Regions from separate parts of the Homo sapiens genome. Here region 1 is linked to region 2. Evidence: chromatin contacts called from ENCODE Hi-C or POLR2A ChIA-PET data. All regions are on one chromosome and are shown on one strand. The core of a region is the stretch at or near the end of the contact, and the rest is flanking DNA. Distances in the headings are between cores, read along the strand shown. Region 1 has its middle 90 kb from the start of TRIM2. Region 2 has its middle 44 kb from the start of TRIM2.

Region 1 (6,003 bases), core at 473-2,972, 44 kb after region 2:
CACGTGGGAGAGCAATTTGTCATCTAAACAGCAAACATGGAAAATGGAAAGTGCTAATCAGTAGGAAACTGGTTAAATAAATCGTGGTGATATTCATATATTGGAATGTCATACAAATGAACAAAGTAGATGTACATGTATCAATATAGATAGATTTGAAAATACTGCAAAATAGGTATAAAAGGCACATGATGGATATATATAAACTATATATGTGTTTATAAAAACACTGAACAACAGTATATATTTTGAATTTATAAAACCATTGGTAAAAGGCACATACCAGTTTCAGGATCATCACTTCTGGATAGAAAGGAAGGGAAGGAGATAAATGGGTTGAAAGTGAGGACTTCAACTGTATCTATAAAGATTTAGATTGATTGAAAAATGTTAAAATGTGTTCAATGTTGGAGGTCGAAACATGGGCATCTGTGTTTTGTTTCTGTTTTTGTTTTTTAGTGCTTTTTTGTGTGTGTTTGAAGTCTTTTTTTTTTTTTTTTTAAGAGTGTCTAGGAAGTGGTCAGGGCTAATTCCAACCACTTCATAAATTGTAGGAAATTGGAACTAGAAGACCCTTCAGCTCCATCTATTCAGCTCCCTTATCTTAGAAGACAGAAAACAGTAGGGCTAATGTTTATGTTTATCTATCATCTGTCTGTCTATCTATCTATCATCTATCTATCTATCATCTATCTATCTATCTATCTATCTATCTATCTATCTATCTATCTATCTGTCTATCTATCTATCTAATGCAATTTATAGATGGAAAATTTCCTGATTATTTTCTGGCATATATTTTGCACATAGTAGGCAGTCATTCAAATACTTGTGAAATGGAGGCTGGGCGGGGTGGCTCATGCCTGTAACCCTAGCACTTTGGGAGGCCAAGAGAGGCAGATAACATGAGTCCAGGAGTTCAAGTCCAGCCTGGGCAACATAGCGAGACCTTGTCTATATAAAAAATACAAAAATTAGCCGGGTGTGGTGGCATGCACTTGTGGTCCCAGCTACTCAGGAGGCTAAGGTGGGAGGATTGCTTGAGTCTGGGAGGTGGAGGTTGCAGTGAGCTGAGATCCTGCCACTGCATTCCATCCTGGGTGACACAATGAAACCCTTTCTCAAAAAAACAAAAACAAACTTGTATAATGGATAGGCACCCCCAAAAGTGTCCACGTGCTGCCTATTGCATTCATTTGCTCATCACTTACCTTGCAGGTGCATAGACTGAGGCCTGTGGCTTCAAATCATGTCACTGCTCTGATGCCTACGTCTACTCTGAACTAGTGGTTTTTAAATTAGAGTGTCATCTGCGAACTTAATAAAACTGCAATTTCTTTGGTTTTAATGCCAAAGACACTGATTTGGTGGATGGAGGTGGGGTGGATGGAGGTGGGGTGGAGGGAAGTGGGGGAGGTGGGCTGATTTGGGAGGTGGCGATGGAGTTATTTTAATGTGCACTTCAGATGTTGCTAATGTGCTGGCCTGCAGACTGCGCTCTGAGAACAGCAGCTCCAGCGTCTTGGCCACCTTCACTAAATACTTGCCTTGGTTTCCTCTTCTTTAAAAAAAAAAAGAAAAGAAAAGAAACCAGGGGAAAAAGGAGGCCTGGCTTACTGCTGGTGAACATGAAACCTCAGAAACCAGGGCAAGGCTCATCACCCAGCTTCGTGGAAAAAAATACCAGCCTAGTCGCCAAAATGAAAGTAGATTACCTCTGTGGCTAAAAACGGAAGCGGCAAGTTTCCACTGCAAGTGCCAGGGTTGGTAGAGAAATGGTAAGGCAGTGCTTAAGAAAAAGGAGTCCAGTCTTTCTCCCCCCTACCACCCCACCTCCCATCTTGATGGGCAGAGGGAGAAAAACAGGAGGAATCCAGCTGAGAAAGTCCCTGATTTATTAACAACTGTGTACTGATGACTAATCACTTACTAATGTTTGCAAAGTGCTTGGAGCCTTTCTATAAAAAGGGGACAAAATGTGGGCAACATATTCATAGTTATGACATCAAAGAAGAGGCCCAGCAGGAACATGAAGATGGCCGCTGACATGCCACATGCAGAACTTGCTAGCAGGACAGACAGACAGGACAGACTGGTGGCCAGAACTTTGGAATGGCATAATTAAACATTGTGCCACCCTGCCTCCCTCCCCTGCTCCATTCACGTTCCCTTCCCAAAGCCCCAGAGTCTGTAACAGCCAACAGGTCCAGTGTTGTCTTGCTGAACAGCAATGAGAGCTGCGGACCCTCAGGATGAGCACCATGGGCGGCCGTCACCTCTGCAGCCACCCAGAGTGACACCTGATAAGTCTTAAGGGTGCAGTCAAAATGGCCCATTGCCTTTCCCCCTCCTGGGAAGCCAGGGCACAGGCACCGACCCTAGTGAAGCAGAGTCAGGGATGAGAGGAGGAGGCTGTTTTTCAGGCAGTGACAACGATGGCAGCAGGCAGTGATGACGTCCAGAGTCTGGTGTGCACAGGTTCTAGGGTATGGTTTTGGTTGGGGCTGACCTCAGGGCTCCCTTTAGTCCCGCAGTTTTTCAGTCTTCCCAGTGGCCCTGTGAGCTACCCAGTACTCTTTCAGTCCATTTTTTCTACTTGTAACACCCAGAGCTTGGTGTCCATTGCTTATATCTACGAGCCCCAGCTGACTCACCAACGCCTCAGAGGAGGGAAGAGTTCCAGGCAAAGCAAACTACCCAGTTAAAAAAAAATCCTCACAGTTTCAGAGACGATAACGTCAGGAGCTTCAAAGCCTCGTTTGTTATTGTGGTGAATGGGCATCAGAGCTCTCTATACTTTTAAGAAGTGGCACACGCCTTTTGGCACAGCATTTCCCGGTCTATGACTTTATCTCCAGAGACACTCCCACAAGGACTATGCTAGCTGTTGGGCATGACTGCAAGTGAGATGGTGGCACCATTTTCTGAGGACCGATGGAGGGAACCAGTTGGGTGGTGGGGAGGGGGTTGGGGAGATCAAGGGTGACATTTAGGAAATGTTAAATTTCAGATGCCCCTGAAATACCTAAAGAAGTCACCAAGGAAGGATACGGAGGGCTTAAGAGTCTAGATTCAAATGAAAAAATAAATTTGGAATTCATCAGCAAATGGATGGTGTTTAAAGCTAAGAATGAAAAATACATCGACAGAGAAGAATAAGAGGTTGTATCTAGAGGTCAGGGAGAGGGCGACCTAGTGAGGAAGGTTGATTAGAAGTGTCTGGTGGGATAAGAGAAAAATCTATTTGCTGTATCATGGGCAATGAGAGAGGAGAGGGGTCTAAGAAGAGGGGGTGGGCAGTTGTGTTTCACCTTACAGCCTTCTCCTCTGTCAATTTCTTTCTTCTAGGTGTTTTTATAATAGACAAAGTTGGGTTTGACAGCATGGAGCTTATCGATGCCCTTGACACAGAGGTCACTGACACCCTTGACAAAAGGAGTTTCGGGGGAGTGGAGAAGCCAGAAGCCAGACTGGAGGAGACTGAAGAGTAGGTGAAGAAGCAGAAGGAAGGATGGGTGAAGCCAAGATGTTAGTGTGCAGACCGCTTGTGGGAGAAGTTTTGCTATGAAACAGGATGGGGAAAGGGAGGGAACACTGAGAGTCTGTCGAGCCACAGAAAGACTTCTTCTAATGAGAGATTCCAGCACGTCTTTGTGTGTGAGTGGAAATGATTCAGTGGAGAGAAGATCGAGGGTGCAGGAGGAGATAACTGGAGGAAGGAAGTCCTCCTTCATTCAACCAACACCAAGAGCTTCCCATGCCAGGCATCGTTTGGGTGTGAGCCACAGAGCACCAAGTGGCCTGGGCAAGGCTGCCTCTCTCAAGAGCGCCTGTGCTGGAGTGAGTTCAGGTCGGGGAGCAGGGTGCTTGGGGTGTGACAAGACAGATGTAGCTGTGAGTCTACCTGTGCATTTGGAGATGAGAAGAGAATTGCGCTCCCCTCTGATATGTGTATTTACTCAGCTCCATGTGGGGCAGGTCATGCATTCACCATGGGAGATGTGAAGAGAGAGATGCTGCCGGGGAAAGTCAACTCACAATGGAAATGGACAGAGTAGCTAAGCAGTGCCCATTAGAGGTTTGTGGCCATGAACTTAAAGTGAAACCAGTCAGCCCGACAGTGTGACTTTTCCTGTTGTGGTCAGCTGTGCATCCAAGTCAATACTAGAATCAGCCAAGGTTGAGGTTTTGCAGGATAAGTATGACTTAGAGAAGAGAGAAGCAAGGGGTTGAGGAATTCTGCCAGGGAGAGGTTGTAATGAGGCAACTTGCAGTCTGAGCTGAGTAAGGAGGGCAACAATGAGGGAAGGAATGACAGAAAACGCACAGGCAGGGACGTCAGTGAATGAGAGCCCTTGGGCTAGAGTCCTAGAGCACAAGAGAGCTGGGAGGATGTCTGAGATCGATAATTTAAAGGTGGCTGAGATGCTTGTTATGACAAGGTCTACGGTGTGACCATGAGACTAGAGTGGCTCAGGTGGGAAACAGGATAAGGCACTGAGTTCAGTTGAATGGTGGGCTCCAAAAAGATATGTCAGTGTCCTGGAACTTGCGACCCTGTGACTATAATTTTATTTGGAAAAAGAGTCTTGGCAGATATAATTCAATTAAAGATCAATGGATGAGATCATCCTGGATTAGCCATGTGGGCCCTAAATCCAGTAAGTGTCCTTGTAATAGAAAGAAGGGGAGACAGACACACAGACACAGGAGAAGACCAAGTGAAGAGATTGGAGTTACACAGTCACAGGCCAAGGAACCACCAGAAGCTGGAAGAGGCCAGGAAGAGTTCGCCCAAAGCCTCCAGAGGCACTGTGGCCCTGTCCATGCCTTGATTTTGGATTTCCAGCCTCTAGATCTGTGAGATAATCAATTTCTGTTATGCTAAGCCACCGATTTGAAGCAATTTGTTTCAGCGGCCCTAGGGAACTGCTACTGAGACTTAGAAGCTCTAGTGTTGGTCAGCTCCTCCATACGGATGTAAAAATCAGAGGAAATGTGGAGGAGAAGGTAGTGAGGCAGAACTAGAGTTTTTAATGAATGGGATAATCAGAGGTTGGTAAGGACCATCATGAGGAAAGGCAGGATGTGGTGGAGCTGAATGGCACAGCTTCACATAAGCTGTGGGTTCTAGAGAAAAAAGAGAGAGATGTAATTTGGAAATGGCAGTAGGGGTGGGGGCTCCAAGGTGACCAGAGTCCCAGGGAACAGTTGGCCTTCAGTCCACACAGACACCAGGGCCAAGCAAGGAAGGGGCCGAAGAGGTGGGAGCATGCGGACCACAGCAGGGCTGGGTGTGGTGAGAAGGGGCTATGCTCCACGGGGTGGGGGCATGGAGAGAGCAGAGCGGAGCAGGGTGTGGGGACAGCTGGATGGAAGCTATAGGACCTCTCCTGGGACCCCGCCAGTAGGCACGTGAGGCCTGCTGCACCCAGTTCTTCTGTCCTGAGAGGGCTGCGGGCCATGTGCAGGAGCTGTGCTTCCTGGCACTAAGCTTGATTGTTGGCCTTTGAAGACTGCTCCCTCTGACAGCTGATGACGCCTTTTGGGCCACCACAGGCTTTCCCGGCACACCTGCATGCGGGTGCCTCGGGACTGCTCCAGCTCACAGCTGTCTTTACAGCTTCCAATACTGCCCTAAGGGCAGAGCTAAACTAAAGCTTTGGAGCTCGTTTGTCTAGATTGATGCCCAGATTATATCTCAGGATTTATATTAATGCATGTCTAACAATAAGCAATCTGTTAAATAAATTACAATACATTCATATGATGGGAGGCTATGCGACCATTACAAATTATGCGGTTGAAAACCACGGGAAAATGCTCACAACAGATAGTGTCTTGGTTTGTTTGGGCAGCTGCCATGACACCGTGCCATAAACATGGGGGCTTATAAACAAATTTATTTTTCACAGTTTTGGAAGGGGTGGGGGCCAAGATCAAGGTGTCGGCTGATTCAGTGTCTAGTGAGGACCTTTTTCCTGGTTCACAGGTGACACCTTC
Region 2 (6,110 bases), core at 1,790-4,289:
CAAATTCTTAGAAAAACTAGGGTCTTACATGATAGGATTCCACTTCCAAAAAATCTTACCTCTTAGAAAGACACCCTTTTCACCCTCAGTTCTGGAGAGCATGGTCCATGTCCCAACCTGTTTCTTTAATTCACATAATTCAGTGGTAACTGATCACTTGGACACAAGTGGCCACATGAGAATTCCCCTCAGGTGGCATCTTGGGTTCAAGCCCTATAGTCTGTTGGTGCTGCCTCACTGGAAAGAAGAGCTCTTCCTATTACTGAGGTGTGGTATAACTCAAGGCTACAACAGAGGCCAATGCCTGAAGTCCACTTGCTCTGCCACAGTTCAGAAACTACTGTTTCTTATTTACTCATTCACTCATTGTAATGGCTAATTTTATGTGTCTATGTGCCTGAGCCATGCAGTGCCCAGATATTTGGTCAAACATTATTCTGGGTATTTCTATGGGGGTCTTTTTGCCTGAGATTAGCGTTTTCATCAGTAAAGAAGATTGCCCTCCATAATGTGGGTGGATCTTATTTAACTAATGCAGGTGTCACTAGAACAAAAGGATGAATGCTTTCCTGTGTAAGAGAGAACTTTCCAGCAGATGGTCTGTGGACTTCAGCTGAAGCATCAGCTCTTTCTGACTGAAGGCCTTGGAATTGGAACTCTGGCTTTCCTTGGGTCTCTAGCATGCTGCCCCATCCTACAGATTGGACTTGTCTATCTCCATAATCATATGAGCCAATTCCTTATAATAAATCTCTGTATATATCAATATCCATATCATCTATATCTATATCATCTATATATCTATATGTATATATTTCCCACTGGTTCTGTTTTTCTGGAGAACCCTGATACACTCAATCCAAACAAGTATTTCTTGAAGATGTACTATATGCCAAGCAGTAAGCTAAATGACTAAATGCCAGAATAAAGAGTTAAAACTACAGTCCTTACCCTTGAAAGTTTAGAAATTTGGCAAGAATGCAGACAACAGAAAGCTTTTCCTTAAAGTAAGCTGGCCAAATTGGTCCCACGCAGAGAGAATGTACACACGAATTTCATTTCGGAGGTTTATGCTTAATCATAATCAGAGTCTGGCCATATTTGCTTAAGCACTCATTTTTTTCTAGTGGATGGAAGTTTCCAGTGAAATATTGCAACTTTATGTTCCCTAATAAGTTAGCTGCAGAGGACAATTGTACATTGATTTGCTCTTGATCCATGGAGCAATCCTTGCTAATGCTTTTGTGTGAGTCTTAGACATAATTGACCACCTTGGAATACTGCCCAATATTCAGTCATCTAGGAAATTTGTTGGACCTGCCTTGTAGCAGTTGGCCTGTGAGAACCAAAGGATACAAAGAAAACTAATAAGTGTACTAGCGTTGTCTGTGAGAGTTCTTTGAGCACGAAGCACTCACTAAGCAGGGAACTCCAAGGGGAGCAGAATATTCCCAAGGATTCTGCTGTGCATCATGTCATATGCAGAGTATATCAGGAAAAGCAACGGCTTTAAATTCAGACAGACATGACTCCAACTCCTGCACCTGCTTTTTAACAGCTAGCGACTTTGCAAATGTACTCAATCTCTCTAAGTCTCAGTTTTCTCATCTCTAAAACGAGGATAATAACTTTTCATAGGATAACTGTTAAGGCTGAATGGGATCATGCATGCACAGTGACAAGAATGATGCCTACCATATAGCACGTACGTTCAATTCATGGAGGTTCTTTCTAGCACAAAGCTTTTGTGTATATTTGATTCATCTCTGTGCTTGTAAAAGCAGTAGGGGCTGGTTATAAACATTTGCTTGCAAAGTGTTTCTGTATAAATACAGTCTCCATCTCAAAATTTAGTATTACGTTCTTAGAACAAACAAGCTATTTTAGTTTAAAGTACAACAAAATCTTTGTTCCTTAGAATACTAGAGAATGAGCAGTAAATGGGTGTCCAAAGAGGCTGGCCAATGAAGAGTTAATCACTTTGGCAAGATGAGCATGCCTAGTCTTCCTCTCCCTCCCAGGGAAACATAAAAATCAATTGAAAGAACAGAAATTGAAGTCATTATTGTTTGTGAGCCAGAGAGCTAGCTCCCAACCCTCCCCTCCCCTTTTTAAAAATGAAGCCTGGCCAGGCATGGTGGCTCACGCCTGTAACTGCAGCACTTCGGGAGGCTAAAGCAGGAGGCTCAGATCACTTCGGCCCAGGAGTTTGAGATCAGCCCCGGGCAACATACAGAGACCCTTGTCTCTATGAAAAAAATAAATTTTAAAAATTAGCCAGGTGTGGTGGTGCATGCCTATAGTCCCAGCTACTTGGGAGGCTGAAGTATAAGGATCGCTTGAGCCTGAGAGGTTGAGGCTGCAGTGAGCCATGATCACATTACTGTACTCCAGCTTGGGCAACAGGGTGGGAACCTTGTCTCCAAACAAACAAACAAACAAACATCCCTTGAAGCCTAGATGGCCAGCATGGTGGCTCATGCCTATAATCCCAGCACTTTGGGAGGCTGAAGTGGGAGGATGCCTTGAGGCCAGGAGTTCAAGATCAGCCTGGACAACACAGTGAGTCCCCATCTCTTTAAAATGAGGCCTGGAAAACTCTAAAAATCCCAGTAGTAGCTCACAAGACTTATTTGTTTCCTTTGGAGAAGCTAATGAGATTGGTGATTTTTGCTCGCCTGTCTCAAAAGCGCTTATTTCTAGAACCTTGAAGCTTTGTTGAATCTCCGATTCATCTTTGTGCTTGTAAAAGCAGTAGAAAAGTGTTAGATAACACAGCTTACTCTACTCAATTATAATGCTTAACAAAGACTAACTTAAGGGAATTAAGGAAAGGGGAGAGGGAAAGCAGGGGAAATTTTCAGAGAAATATTTCGCTTAGAAGGTCATAAAAAGATGGTTCAAAACTGCAGTGTAAAGATTGTAACTGACTCATATTCTAAAAATTGCACTAAACAGTTCAGGGAAGTTGTAAAATAGAGATATAACAATGGAAACATTACTCATCACCAAACCAAAAGCATAGCAAAGTTGTAACTCTTACTTAAAATAGCTAAAAATAATGGGTTGTGGGAAAATGTTCAAGAATAATATACTAATGGAAATAGACGATCCTACGTATTTGATAAATATTTTCAAGTACTGAATTTTTTCAAAGTTTATTTCTCGTGGCATCAAATAGTAGGCATAGCTTATTACATAATTAAACTCGGAGCTACTGTTAGCTCTTCAGAAAGGCTGGAGATAACACAATGCTGACCATAAACCACATGGTTTACTGACAAACCATCTTGGGAGACAGTCTTCTTACAGATTTAGAAAAGTATATTCAAATTTTCATGAATCTTTTCAAGTATTAAAGTTTGAGTTACAAGCACAAGAGAGAAGAAAAAAAATCTAAGCAGAGATTCAAATGGTCATATAAGAATTTTTAGGCTGGTGTGGCTCATGCCTGTAATCCTAGCACTTTGGGAGGCTGAAGCTGGAGGATCGCTTGAGCCCAGGAGTTCAAGACCAGCATGAACAATATGGCGAGACCCTGTCTCTTCAAAAAATAATTTAAAAAAATTAGCCGGGTGTGGTAGTGCACACTTGTGGTCCCAGCTACTTGGGAGGTTGACACGAGAGGATCACTTGAGTCCAGAACCAAGCAGCAGTGACCTATGTTCATGTCACTGCACTCCAGCCTCAACAACAGAGTAAGATACTGTCTCTACAAAAAAAAAAAAAAAAAAAAAAGATTTTGTAAAAACTCAATGAACTTCTAATGTAAAGTGGTATAAAAATGCTTTCACTTCCTAAAGCCACCATAGGGTGGCTTCGTATGGTCTTGAGAACAAGTTCAAAGTCCTCATTCTGATATTGAAGTAAGATACAGTTCCGTTTTATGTCTTTGTCCTGAAAAAAATACTCATCACAGACTAATCATCTGTATGCAATGAACAGTGCCGGACACTTTATATCAATTTTCTTTAATCCTTAGAACAACCTGCAATGGCTCAGTTGTTCATTTACAGATAAGAAAATTGAGACACTGCATCTTAAGCAAATTGCTCAAGGTCACACACCTTTGAAATACAAACCCCAACCACCGGTCTCCAAGAAGAAAGCCTGTCTTCTTTCTCCCCATATCAAATGAGTTGCCAAATCCATGCTCCTGCAGCCTTTTGAGCCACTGCTCAAGCTGTTTGCCTTTAGGTGAAAAGTATTTCCACCTTCTCGGCTTACCTTTCCAGTTCTAGATCACCGCTCAAAGCCCTAGAGCCAGCACTCATAACCTGATTGTGTCCAAGAATATCAGTTTCCCCTCTTCTAGCCTTGGTGTAGAACAGGCTATCCGCACCACTTGTCCCAGCATTTGATTAGCCAGTCTAGCACTCCACCTGACACTGTCTTTGTTTTATTTTTTATCTGTTTTTTTTTAATTGTGCAAATCTTTCTTCTAAACATGATGGCAAGAGCTAATGTTTTAAAATTGTCACATGCTTCCTTTGCTTTTTTTCATTCTCAGTAGGAACAAGAGTGATTATTTAACAGATTTAAAGTTTCCTGCATTTTTGTTGCCCATTACATATCACTATACCTTAGGAGGAGAATTTACTTTTTGATTTGCCACTATACAATGATCAAAATAATCTACTTTAAATAAAATTTCCAATGAAATTGTTTTTACAAACCAATTATAGTTCATAGGATTGCATAATTGAGCTTTCCTAATATTCTTACTAATTTCATATAATAAGAATTATTGATCAGGACAGGGATGAATTGAATAGTTGCATTTTAGCCAACAGTATGAAATTTCCCCTTCGTTGATTTTTCTGCTACCACCACAACAAGGTTCAAAGCAATAGACTGGGGTTTTACCTTCTCTCTCTGTCCCTGGACACACTTAAGTAGATCTTCCGTTAAGTAGTCAATTTGTCAAAAAGAAAGAGCCAACAGGAAAGCTCTAGAATAGAGAGGCAACCGGGTAAACTACCTCAAGAAAAAACACAAACTGACTGTGTAAACCCTGGCTGACAAGCTCATAGGCCAAAATTCTCCATAGGGAACCTGTCATTATCAAGCCAGAAATAGTCAGAGCCTGACATTCCAGGTGCCAGTGCAAAGCAGTGGATGGTATTTAACCACTGCCCTGGAAAAGAGGACAGGAATACTGATCCCCAAGGTTGGTCTCATGCCTGAAAGGAGCACGTAGGAAGAACCTTGTGTGCAGCCCATTTTGGGGCACAGCTTTGAGGCTGCTTAGTGGCTCGAAGCAAGGCACTGTGAGACTGTTAAATGGGTGTCAGAGCACCCCACTATTCATCCCCTGCTCCTCAGGATCTGGTCTAGCTGGGGGCAGAGGGTAATGCAGTGGAATGTGCTAATCTATGATTCCAGGAAAAGAATCAACCACATTTTTTACGCAGTCACTAAGAGAGAGGGAGAGAGATTATGCCAGGGTAGAGCATCTCAGCCCGAGCCTATGGTTTTGGCAACTCAAAATTGGGGCTGATGTGGCTTCTGCTCCTCCAAGAAACATATTTCTGTGTTTGACAACCAGAATCCAACCAAACAGCTGGATCTTACTTCCTTTCCTTTTCCCTGGGCCATTTACACATTCTAACTTCAAAACTCCCCTTACCTTCTCATTGATAGTGAAATCTTTGGACCACAAGCCAAAGATTTGACTTTGGAGAACCAAGAGGCTGGCAAAAGGACTGGAGACAGCATGGCCATGGCTTTGGGGTTTTTCTTTTTTTGTGACCTTTGGAGGGGAACCTGACACCTGCTCATAGTCGCTCTGGTTTTGCCTGCTTAGCCTGTGGGAACTGAAAACAGGCAGCTGCTTAAGGATGTTGATTTAATTTATATACAGTGCAACCTTGCTAAACAACACTGTTTTGAACAAAGCTGGCTTCTGTGTATCAGCACTGGAGTAAGTGCCCATCTCTTCTGCGCCACATCTCTGCCACCTTGCACACACAGGTCTCTCTGCCACCCTGGAAGGCTGTCAGTGCCTCATCATTGGGAAAGAAGAGAGGTGTCACCCTGGTCTTAGCACTACAGCAGGGTGGGCAGGCAGGGGCGGGGAATGCTAGAGAGGCAGGTGATCTGCCTTCCTG

Evidence for each region. Hi-C counts contacts between places; a loop is a spot of excess contacts on that map. ChIA-PET counts read pairs that join two places held with the same protein, here RNA polymerase II (POLR2A). Pooled maps may share reads with other maps.
Region 1: a loop to region 2 is called in a pooled map, with 6 times the contacts of the local background. The contact joins two enhancer-like sites. A Hi-C loop is called at or near these places in 3 of 168 maps with a recorded cell type or tissue (CD4-positive, alpha-beta memory T cell and naive thymus-derived CD4-positive, alpha-beta T cell) and 10 of 50 pooled maps. POLR2A ChIA-PET finds 5 or more read pairs at or near these places in 7 of 52 experiments (CD4-positive, alpha-beta T cell, OCI-LY7, activated CD4-positive, alpha-beta T cell and 3 more).

Annotation. Positions count from the first base shown.
Region 1 is chr4:153,111,715-153,117,717 of GRCh38, reverse strand. No RefSeq gene overlaps it. Among named protein-coding and RNA genes, the nearest start is that of TRIM2, 90 kb to the left of the region's middle. RefSeq lists an enhancer at 4,948-5,447. Within about 2 kb of position 1,722, at least 16 of the 41 ENCODE cell types and tissues checked have a DNase peak (open chromatin) inside an H3K27ac peak, as active enhancers do.
Region 2 is chr4:153,156,925-153,163,034 of GRCh38, reverse strand. It overlaps a transcript of TRIM2 not described here. Among named protein-coding and RNA genes, the nearest start is that of TRIM2, 44 kb to the left of the region's middle. Within about 2 kb of position 3,039, at least 3 of the 41 ENCODE cell types and tissues checked have a DNase peak (open chromatin) inside an H3K27ac peak, as active enhancers do.